Regions from separate parts of the Homo sapiens genome. Here region 1 is linked to region 2. A link is a contact called in ENCODE Hi-C or POLR2A ChIA-PET data. All regions are on one chromosome and are shown on one strand. Each heading gives the region's core, a stretch centred on a gene start or an enhancer-like site at or near the end of the contact. The rest is flanking DNA. Distances are from core to core; before and after follow the strand shown.

Region 1 (4,804 bases), core at 31-2,530, 56 kb after region 2:
ATATGGTATTTGAATAATGAGAAAATGGGCCAATAGGAAGATTTTCTTCTTTATTCCTATTTGATTTAAAAGAAAAAGATTTGCCAAGGGATGGGTAGGGTTAAATTAAAAACATTTTAAGAAACATTTCTTTATATGGAGCATACTTACTGTTTTTGCTTTGAGTGCATTCTGATGAAATATAGATTCCAAATTCCCCTTGGATCTCACCCTTCTGTCTAGTGCTTTGCCCTCTATTTGGGGCAGTAATTCTATACATATCCTGTAAATGTCTGTCCTGATGATCAGGATGCCCAAGCTCTGAATCCAACTGCTGCCACCAAGAGAACGGCTCCTTTTTGGAGCCATTACACACAGATCATCACTCAAATCAGTAGTTTCTCTTTAGAAAACTAGCAATTTTCTGGTAGTCTGTCAATTAAGAAAAGAAAATGAAATTCAGTTACTTAGTAAGGAAAACTGGATAAACAGGAGGCTGGTCCAAACGGAGATTTATATTTAGACATTCCCTTTCTTCCTTGCCTCATTCCTTTCACACAGCTATTTCCCTTCTTTTAACACACCAAGTTCTTTTTATATGCCAAATAACAAAACATAAACTCCCTGAGGGCAGGAAGCTTATTCTTTTGGTTCACTCTTAGAACACTATGCCCAGGCATGTAGTAGCCTGGCAAAAAGCCGGCCCCAAATAAGTGCCAAATTAAGTATTTATTAAGCAACTACTACGGGAGGGAAGGAAGAAGGGAAGGAAGGAAGGAAACTGTGTTAAGTCCTGGGGCCCCAGAAGCTTAGTATATGTATTTTTTATTTTGGTTGGAAAAAAATGACTTGCTTACCATCTAGAGCCAATGCTTCTAAATTTTTCCATCAAAGAATCTTTAATGAAAGTGAGGAAAATTCTGAGGCTTCCACTTCACGTGGTTTGAACTGTACATCTCAGTGTTTGTTTCACAATTATGCTAGACTGTCAACTCACTTCTCTTTCTAGAATGTCCTCTGCAGTGCAGGTAGACCAGAAACCACACTTCCCACAAACTCCTTCTGTCTCTGGTTCTAAGTTGAGAGTTGACCATGAGAAAAGGAGAGACCATCTTTCCTCAGAGGCCACTGCAGACAGAAGTGTAGGCGGGCAGAGGACATGAGTTTCACAGCAGTTTCAAAATCTCTTGCAAGGCACTGGCTTTGGAGCTATTAACAGCTGACAGCTGGGGACAGCTCCCTGAGACACACTGTCAGTGCTGCACGCCAACAGCACAGCCTTCTGGATGTTCTCAAGAGTCACAGCAGTGCCTGGGCCAGCTCCTGAGATCCACCCACTTTGGGGCCGCAGACACCTTCCTCACCCACCCTTTTGATGTCTAATTCCCTATGTTAAAACACTTTACACTTATAATCCATCAAGTGGTTTCTGTTTTTCTAACTGAATTGTTAAAATATGCAAAATTCACATTAAAGAAGTTTCCTACCTATCTTGTGACCTCAGTGAATGAGATGCTGCTTTATCCAATCTACTGACTTTGGAAAATCCAGCTGAAATGAGGAAAGATAATCGTGCATGTCTGGCAACCAGGTAATTTCTTTCCTATCTTTCATGTCACAGTATTTTGAGGACACAAATTCCTAAATACTCAGAAAAAAATGGTTTTATCTTAATTGATTTATAAATTATGTTAGGGTAGTTGTTAAACAGAATTTTGTCAAAGAAGCAGTACACTGTAACACTTTCAGGCTCCCATTGGTTTAAAATTTGATAAGTGTATTTCTTTGCTGACAAGTCAAACTGTTCAAATGTTATGGAGGACTAAAAAGGCCTGGGATTCACAGGCTCATTTTTTGTTTTAACTGAATCATGAAAATACACAACTTTTTTTTTTCCAGGAAAGACAGATGTTATTTACCACCAATGAATTTTTATCATATTTAAATGAACTTGAAAATGTCATTCAACTCAAATCCCTCAATCAACTTACTTCAGCCCATTCTGAAACTTCATATTGCAGCAAACCAGCCATGTGAAAGAAATAAATTCAATTTTGACTTTCAAAAAAAATAAATGCTGCATAAGTTACCCTTGTGGACCTTAGCTATTAAGGTGGACAATGACTTTATTTTCTTTACGTAAGTTTTATATTTTATTATGACATTCATTTTTTCTACATGAAGACACAAATAAAAATTATACCAACTACATAAACTATTTTGTACTTTCCTTGCTAAACCACAGATGTATTTCATGGAAAGAGGGGCCTTTAAAGGCACTTATTTATCATTGTAGGTGTGTCTAAACAATTGATATTCAAAAACACAACTTTTTGTGTACAAAATTTTACAATTTTTAACAAAAGCAGTGAAGACACTAAATAACCCAGTGGCGACCTCTTCAAAGTGCAGTGTCCTTGGTCACCAATGCAGATGCTACTGGGGCAGCCAGCGGGCTCAGAGGGTCCAACTCCAGACACTGCATCCATGGCTGTCCTAGACTGAGTTGCACTTGTAAAAGAGATGGTCCCACACCTACTAAAAAAACAAGCTACTCTAGTATCAATATGACATCACTCTTTTACCATCAATCATATTGCAAAACCATAGTATTTAACGACCAATAAACAGCCAAATACCTAATGCCACATTGTCGTTCAATTTACCTGGCTGGTTAATATCAGTCTGTGTTTGAGTATTTCTTTTGAGCACACAAAAACAAATGTATAGTCACTTGATGAGGAAATTCTTCACTTTGACTCAAATGGATTCACCATGCTGTCAGTTATGAAAACAACTCTAATTTTAATCTCCACAGGGCAACCTTCACTTTTCACAGCAGTTCTAAAACTGACCTACAGAAAAGTTCAAGATTTTTTAAAAAATTTGGCTACCATACTATGTTTCTTATTTAATTTTCTCTAATCAATACTACTCTTACGTTCCAAATATTTCATGGGAAATTTTTCCCTCAAACTTAATATGTTTCTTAAACAAATTGAAGCCACTAAAGTTCCTGTTTAAACCACTGATAACTGCCCCAGTTAAAATAATAATAATTTAAAATGATTACACTTCAAATAAAGGTACTAAAATCACGCCCCCCAAATTTGTAAGCGCTTTTGTTGTTATTGGGTACTCACTGTGAATAGAAGTAAATGTACTTGACCTGTATGAGAATAAACATTTTATCAAGTACAGCAAAAAAAACGGAACTGATTGTGAAAGCCATGGGGATGGGACTTTAAAACAGCGGTAAGACGCTGGTTTATCACCAGAAACCTCATGTGCCTCTGTGCACTTGAAGTAAAGACCACATTTGAGCAGGCCTGGTGGGCTGGCACAGGCCTCAGAACAGGTGCTGTTTGTGTGAATTCTCCTCCCTGCATTGTCCATTCTGTTCTAGGGCAGTCTGATTCTGGCAACAGGAGTCTCTAAGTTCCAATCACTCACTCACAAAAGAGTTTTCTGTAATCCCTTTTGTGGAAAAAAATGGAGTTTTTCTGATATGCAAAGCAACTTCTACCAGTCTGACAAAGTAGGTAAAATCGATGACACCCTAAAATAAAAACCTGGAGTGAACTGGTGCTCCAGAAAGATGCTGAATGGCCACAGTGCATGTGGTGATGTCTCCATGCTGAGGTTTCAGGCAGCACAGCACTAAGTATCAGGTGACCTGTGGTCCCACCAGAGCATAGTCCTCATGAAATAGGCCTAACCAGATACCTTTTAACTCATCTTTATTTTGGTTGCAAAGATGTGGTTTACTTAGCTACTTACTATTTGTTCCCATTTGAAGTCTCAGAGCTTGCCAAGTTAAACACCGCCTTCAGTACCGAGCTGCTATACAAGAACATTATAAAATACAAAGTATAAACTAAGATAATCCTCTTTACAGAATTCAGATTAGTGCATTAAAACAACATTGATTTAAAAAGGGAAGTGAGATAACTGGCAAACCTCCAATTGCTTTTTTAATGAAGGATGACACAAAATGGCACGCAAGGTAAACACTAAATTTTGTCAGGTGCTCAAAAACAGTTAATTGTGGGAAAGTTACTTTCCAAAAGTAATTTTGACCTAAAAATATTAACCATTATTCTATAAGACATAAGGGAAGGTAAATAATGGCCCACAAAACCAGATGATATGGTTAAGATAACTAGTTTAGTGGAATAACAAACTGGGGTCTTAAGAATCCAAACGCAATAGGTATTGGTATTGGTTGTTCATACTCTTCTTCCAAATTATGTTAAACATTTTTAGTAACTACACTTTCCCCCGTAAACATCAGACTTAAATAGACCATATGTAAAAACAACCTATCCTTAGTAATTTTACTAGGCAATCTACAGCAAAAGCTTAATATATACACAGAAAGAGTATCAAATAAACTAGAAAAGTATTCACCGACTTCAGGGTAAAAAAGATCTTAAAAGAAAACCAACAAAAAAATGAAAGACACTTTGTGCTGTTGTGAACCAGAAAAATACAACCCATGTATAGACCTTAATTATTTTACATTATTGAGAATATTTTCCCTGCTGAAGCAAATCAAAATTAAATTTGAGAATTTTAATTGAAGTAACACACATCTAGGTGTGTCACAGTGACAGGGAGATGCAAACAGAATACACACACCTTTAAATTTACGAATTCCCAAAACTAAGTCAAGCAGGGTAAATAAATTATAAATGAAAGGCATATGCAATGTGGGCAAAAACTTAACAACTATTAAATTGAAGACCAAGGGAGTTATGTCAGCAGTGACATTTAGAAAATCTTTCAGTATTAGAAAATATCAGATTTAATCCAAAGGAACCAC
Region 2 (4,420 bases), core at 52-2,551:
ACTCTAAATCCACGGAGAACACTGATTTAAATACTATCAAAGCCTTAATGCAATGCCAGAACAATTCGGAGTTTTCATCTGGATCAAGACTTTTAGCAAAGGGCAGTATGTTCGGATGAATTTTTATAATAACAAAGCGTGTACGTTCACCGCCATCCAAACGTTGGTCACGATCAAGCAAGGATGTCCAGGAAACCTAGCCACCTAATCATTCTGGTCATCTCACAATCTTCTTCTTCCTTTTTTTTTTTCTTTCTATTTAGTAAAGCACCCATGAACAGGCAAGGTGGTTACTTAGGCTCCTTCAAAGTAAATCAGCAGCGGTCAAATTAACTTTATTGGTTATTAAAGTAAGCCAAAGTTTTGTCACTTCATAGGATATTTTGCCTGGGGACCTTCGATTTTGGTCTCTAAATGTGGCTTCCTGAACAGCTCTCGGAATAGGAAAGTCCCTAAGCGATTCTTAGGGGCCCTTCATTCTTCTGGAGAATGGTGTAGCTGACATCAGCCCCGCGCCTGGAGGCTCCCAAATAGCCACGATTTGGGAAGTTCTGAGATTTCCACTCCTAGACAGCAAGTCCGCGACGTACTAAAGCGCTCTGTCCCTTCCCTCCTCTGAGAGCTGTCCCATTAGGTCCCCAAAGCCAAAGCCTAGGTCCTTCTCCCTTCCCATCAGGGATGAAGCGGGGTGTATTGCAGGTGTGTAGGCGGGGGGGCGTCTATTAAGTGGGGCGCTGGGGACAGGAAAGTGTTCAAAGAAGGAAACCTGCCTGGGGTCATCCGTGCTCGGCTTCCCTACCGCGCGCCTTCTGGGGCTCCGGGAGAGCAGGCGCTGCCCGCGGAGGCGAGAGTGAGCGTGGCCGGGGGCGCGGGGCTGCGCCAGGTGAGAGAGAGCTGCGGGCCCCGGGGACGACCCGCACCTGCGCCCTCTCTGGGGTCCGGACGGGACCGGGCTCGGCCGGGCGGGCTCCGGGAGGAGACGCGCTTACCTGGAGGTAGGGCCGCCCGTGGGCCACCCCGCCCACGACGATGTCGGCGGACGCCATGGCCCCGGTGGGCGAGAAGCCGAAGCCCACGTAGCCTGCAGTGCGCACCTGGAGGCGGAAGGCGATCTGGCTGCCCCGCTGGCTCCAGCCCAGCCAGTACTTGCCCTCCGAGTCCAGGAGGGTCCGGTGCGGATAGGTTCGGCCCGAGCCCCCCGCCGCCGTCCCGGGGAGCAGCCCCCACAGCAGGAGCAGCGGCCAGCAGCACATCCTCGGGCGCCTCCTGCCCGCCGGTACCGGCCTCCAGCCGCTGGGGAGTGAGGAGCAGAACGAGGAGCGGCAGCGGCGGCGAGCGGGAGCCCAGGGACCGCCCCTCGGGCCGGCCGCGCGCCCGCCCGGGAGGGGCAGGACCCGCTCTCCCCGCCCCGGGCCGCCTGCAGGGCGCGCCGCGTCCCGTCCGGTCCCGTCCCGTTCCGTCCCGTCGGGTCCCAGCCCCGCCAACTCTCACCCTGCCCGGCCCTTCCAGCGGATCCACTTGCAGCCCCCGACCCCTGACTTGGTCCCCGAGGTCGGGGCTCGGTGGGAAGGAAAGCGAGGGGCTTCCCGGAAAGAAAGGGAGGAGGAGGCAGGAGGAGGCAGACGCCGAGAGAGGAGAAAAGGAGGCCAGAGGCAGAGGGAAAAGGAGGAGGGCAAGAGAATCCTAGAGCGGGAAGAGCGTGGGCTCTGCGGGACGTGGGCGAGAGGTTACCAGGGAAAGAATGGACATTGACGGCAGAGAGCAAGTTTAGCCTGGAGAGGAGGAATTGAGTGAGCAAAGGGGGTAGTCTGGGGTGCGATGCACAGAAAGGCCCGTCCAGGGTAACCTTCACGTCTCCGTATCCGTTGCTGTCGACTTTCCAGAGCCTTTGTTCCCAGTGACGTCCCTATTGCAATGGAGGGACACACTTCACTTTCCCCAGCCCCCCACCTCGAGAATTTCTCTCACCCTCCCACCCTGCGGGGCCGCAGAGCTTGCTCCTCACGGCAGGAGTTGGAGCCCTGACGCTTGCCTTCACCTAGTTTTTGTTTGGTTTGGTTTGGCGTTGATGGGACAAAGTCAGCCAAACTACTTTGCCATCAGCAGAGAAGGTAAGGGGTGAATTGTCATTTGAGAGTTATATTTTAATTTAACATTCTCTTTTCTTGCTATTCCAAGTTCTGGCCATAACCATGTTTGTCAAAAGTTTGTTTTGTTTTGGTTTTGCCTCTACCTTTGACCACTCCTGTCTTTAGAATGCTAAATACAAATATGGCCACTAAAATTTACCTTGCTTATTTATTCCTTTATTTATGATCTGCCAAGTTTCCAAAAAAGTTCGAAATTTTGTCTTTATAAAAATACAAACAATGCAAAATAGAAAAACAAATAAGAGAGAATATCAGATGAGAAATATGGGTAAGAAGAGCAAGCTCCACACTAGCCACCCTACACTCCTCATTCTCTCTCCTCACCTCGTATTTCAGCCTGTTTTTCCCCCTGCCTATCTTTTCCCATAACTTTTCCAAAGTTACCGTCATGCATCTAATTTATATTCTTCTAAGGATACGGGAATATTTGATCATGTCTGGAAGGTGACCTGTAGGTGGATCTGCTTACCAAAGTGCTCAGGGACTTGCCTGGGAAGGGACTTTTCCCAAGGAGAGATTGGATCAAGGTCCGCAGGGCTGGCCAATGGCAATAGGCCAGCATCAGAGAAGAGTGATGTTGGAACCGCAAAATAAAATGAGAAATAAAAGAGCCTGCAAAGCCTTACAAGAACTGGGCATGGAGACTATGAAATATAAGTAGCTGGTGCCTCACCTCCACCAGGACCCACTGGGCAAATGTCAAGGGCAGTAACAGCCATACAGCAATGTAAGGGTGGCAACCTTAGAATTGGGTTTTTACAAGCACCATACCAGGGACGTGGCTTCAGCCATGAAGAAAGGAAGGGGGATATGGAGAGAAAGAGGAACAAAATAGGGGGAATGGAGTCCCAGAGGAGTGGCTCATGGCACCGGGTGGGACACACTCACTATCCTCTCACTATCCTGGGCAGGGATTTCAGGGAAGTTAAATTACTGCAGAGTGACTAAAGGCAAACTTTCTGTTTTGTGACCCTACTTTTATTCCTAGTGTGGAGGAACCTGGAACAAGCACATTGCTACATCTGCTTCCTGGGGTTCGTTATATAAACCCCAAATTCACATCTATTAGGACATTTTGTCTCCTTAATGAAACAAAAAGAGGTCATGCCTTCCAGAATTCTTCCCCCATTAACTGTTTTAGCTTTACCTTCCATCACTCCCATCTCACTCACCCATCGGCCTGTAGACCACATGAAAAATCCCTCTGGAATCCTCAATGGAGAGCCGTGCTATTTTGCATCACTGTGCCTATTCGCAGGGTTTGTCACTTCTGCCTTCCTTCCTTTGAAGTATTTTCTTGTCCTCCTTCTCACACTTCACTGTAAGATAGCATCCTATCTGTGGATACTATCCACGGTAGTCCCCATGGAATGTTCTGCCAGACCCCATATGGCACCCCTGACACTTCAGTGTACTTTCTGTCTACAGGCTTGTTTTCCTCCAGTAGCCTCTTTAGGTCAGGAACCATGTCTGGTTTCTCATTGCCTAGAATGTGGACATCTTGCAATAGGTGCTTAATGAATACTTGTAGGACGAGTGAACAGATGCATGCCCAGATGCTCCTGTAAGCATCCTCGTAACAAAGTTGTTCTGTGGGGGAAACCTTGGCCCCAGATGTAATTGAGTGTTCTGCATTGGTATTGAGGCAAACATAGAAAAGACCACACATGAATACACAAAGGAGAAAGTTTTCAATTGTTTTCATTTATTATTTCATTGAGTGTAAAGTTATTGTCTTTTGTTGTGACTGGCATTGCATCCGAAACGCCTTGAACATTCAAGAAACATTAAAACTAATATAACCATTTTGAGATCAGGTCAACAAACAGAACATTAGCATAATTCATACTCAAGAGATCCACTCTGCTTTGGCTTGAATCACCCAGTAATTTGAGACAGAATAGAAAATGTTATCTATGTGTGCTTTGTACGCTGCTTGAGTTTTCTGGATCAAAAGCAACTCTACACTTCAGTTGCATAGAGGACTCAATTTTCTGATGTTGGAAATCAATTACTGCATTGCTGCTTGTCTTAAATTTGTAACGAAGGCAGGAAGAAAGCATAGGTCTGTTGAAAACTTAGGGAATGTAGCAGAGAGGAGAATGAAATTAGTGGTAAAGGGTTTCAAAATTAGTTTTTAAAACTACTGTTTTTGTTAAAACTGAAACTTGCTGGTTATTTAAAGAAAAAGGTCAGGAAATGCAGAAAAGTGTGAATAACAAAGTAAACTTAAAAAATCACCTGAAATTCCACCATCCAAAAATAACCCT

Evidence for each region. A loop is a pair of places that touch in the nucleus more often than their neighbours do. ChIA-PET counts read pairs that join two places held with the same protein, here RNA polymerase II (POLR2A). Pooled maps may share reads with other maps.
Region 1: a loop to region 2 is called in a map with no recorded cell type, with 5 times the contacts of the local background. The contact joins the enhancer-like site here to the promoter of MOXD1 in region 2. A Hi-C loop is called at or near these places in 3 of 168 maps with a recorded cell type or tissue (B cell, GM12878 and IMR-90), 24 of 37 single-sample maps with no recorded cell type and 8 of 50 pooled maps. POLR2A ChIA-PET finds 5 or more read pairs at or near these places in 2 of 52 experiments (GM12878 and OCI-LY7).

What each region holds. Positions count from the first base shown.
Region 1 is chr6:132,455,811-132,460,614 of GRCh38, forward strand. STX7 (syntaxin 7) reads right to left here. Exons shown (of 10, transcript NM_003569.3): 10 at 1-4,804. Among named protein-coding and RNA genes, the nearest start is that of STX7, 55 kb to the right of the region's middle. Within about 2 kb of position 1,281, at least 2 of the 41 ENCODE cell types and tissues checked have a DNase peak (open chromatin) inside an H3K27ac peak, as active enhancers do.
Region 2 is chr6:132,400,174-132,404,593 of GRCh38, forward strand. It overlaps MOXD1 (monooxygenase DBH like 1), which reads right to left and starts at 1,302. Exons shown (of 12, transcript NM_015529.4): 1 at 990-1,302. The coding sequence starts at 1,253. RefSeq lists silencers at 1,006-1,055, 1,186-1,355, 1,376-1,515.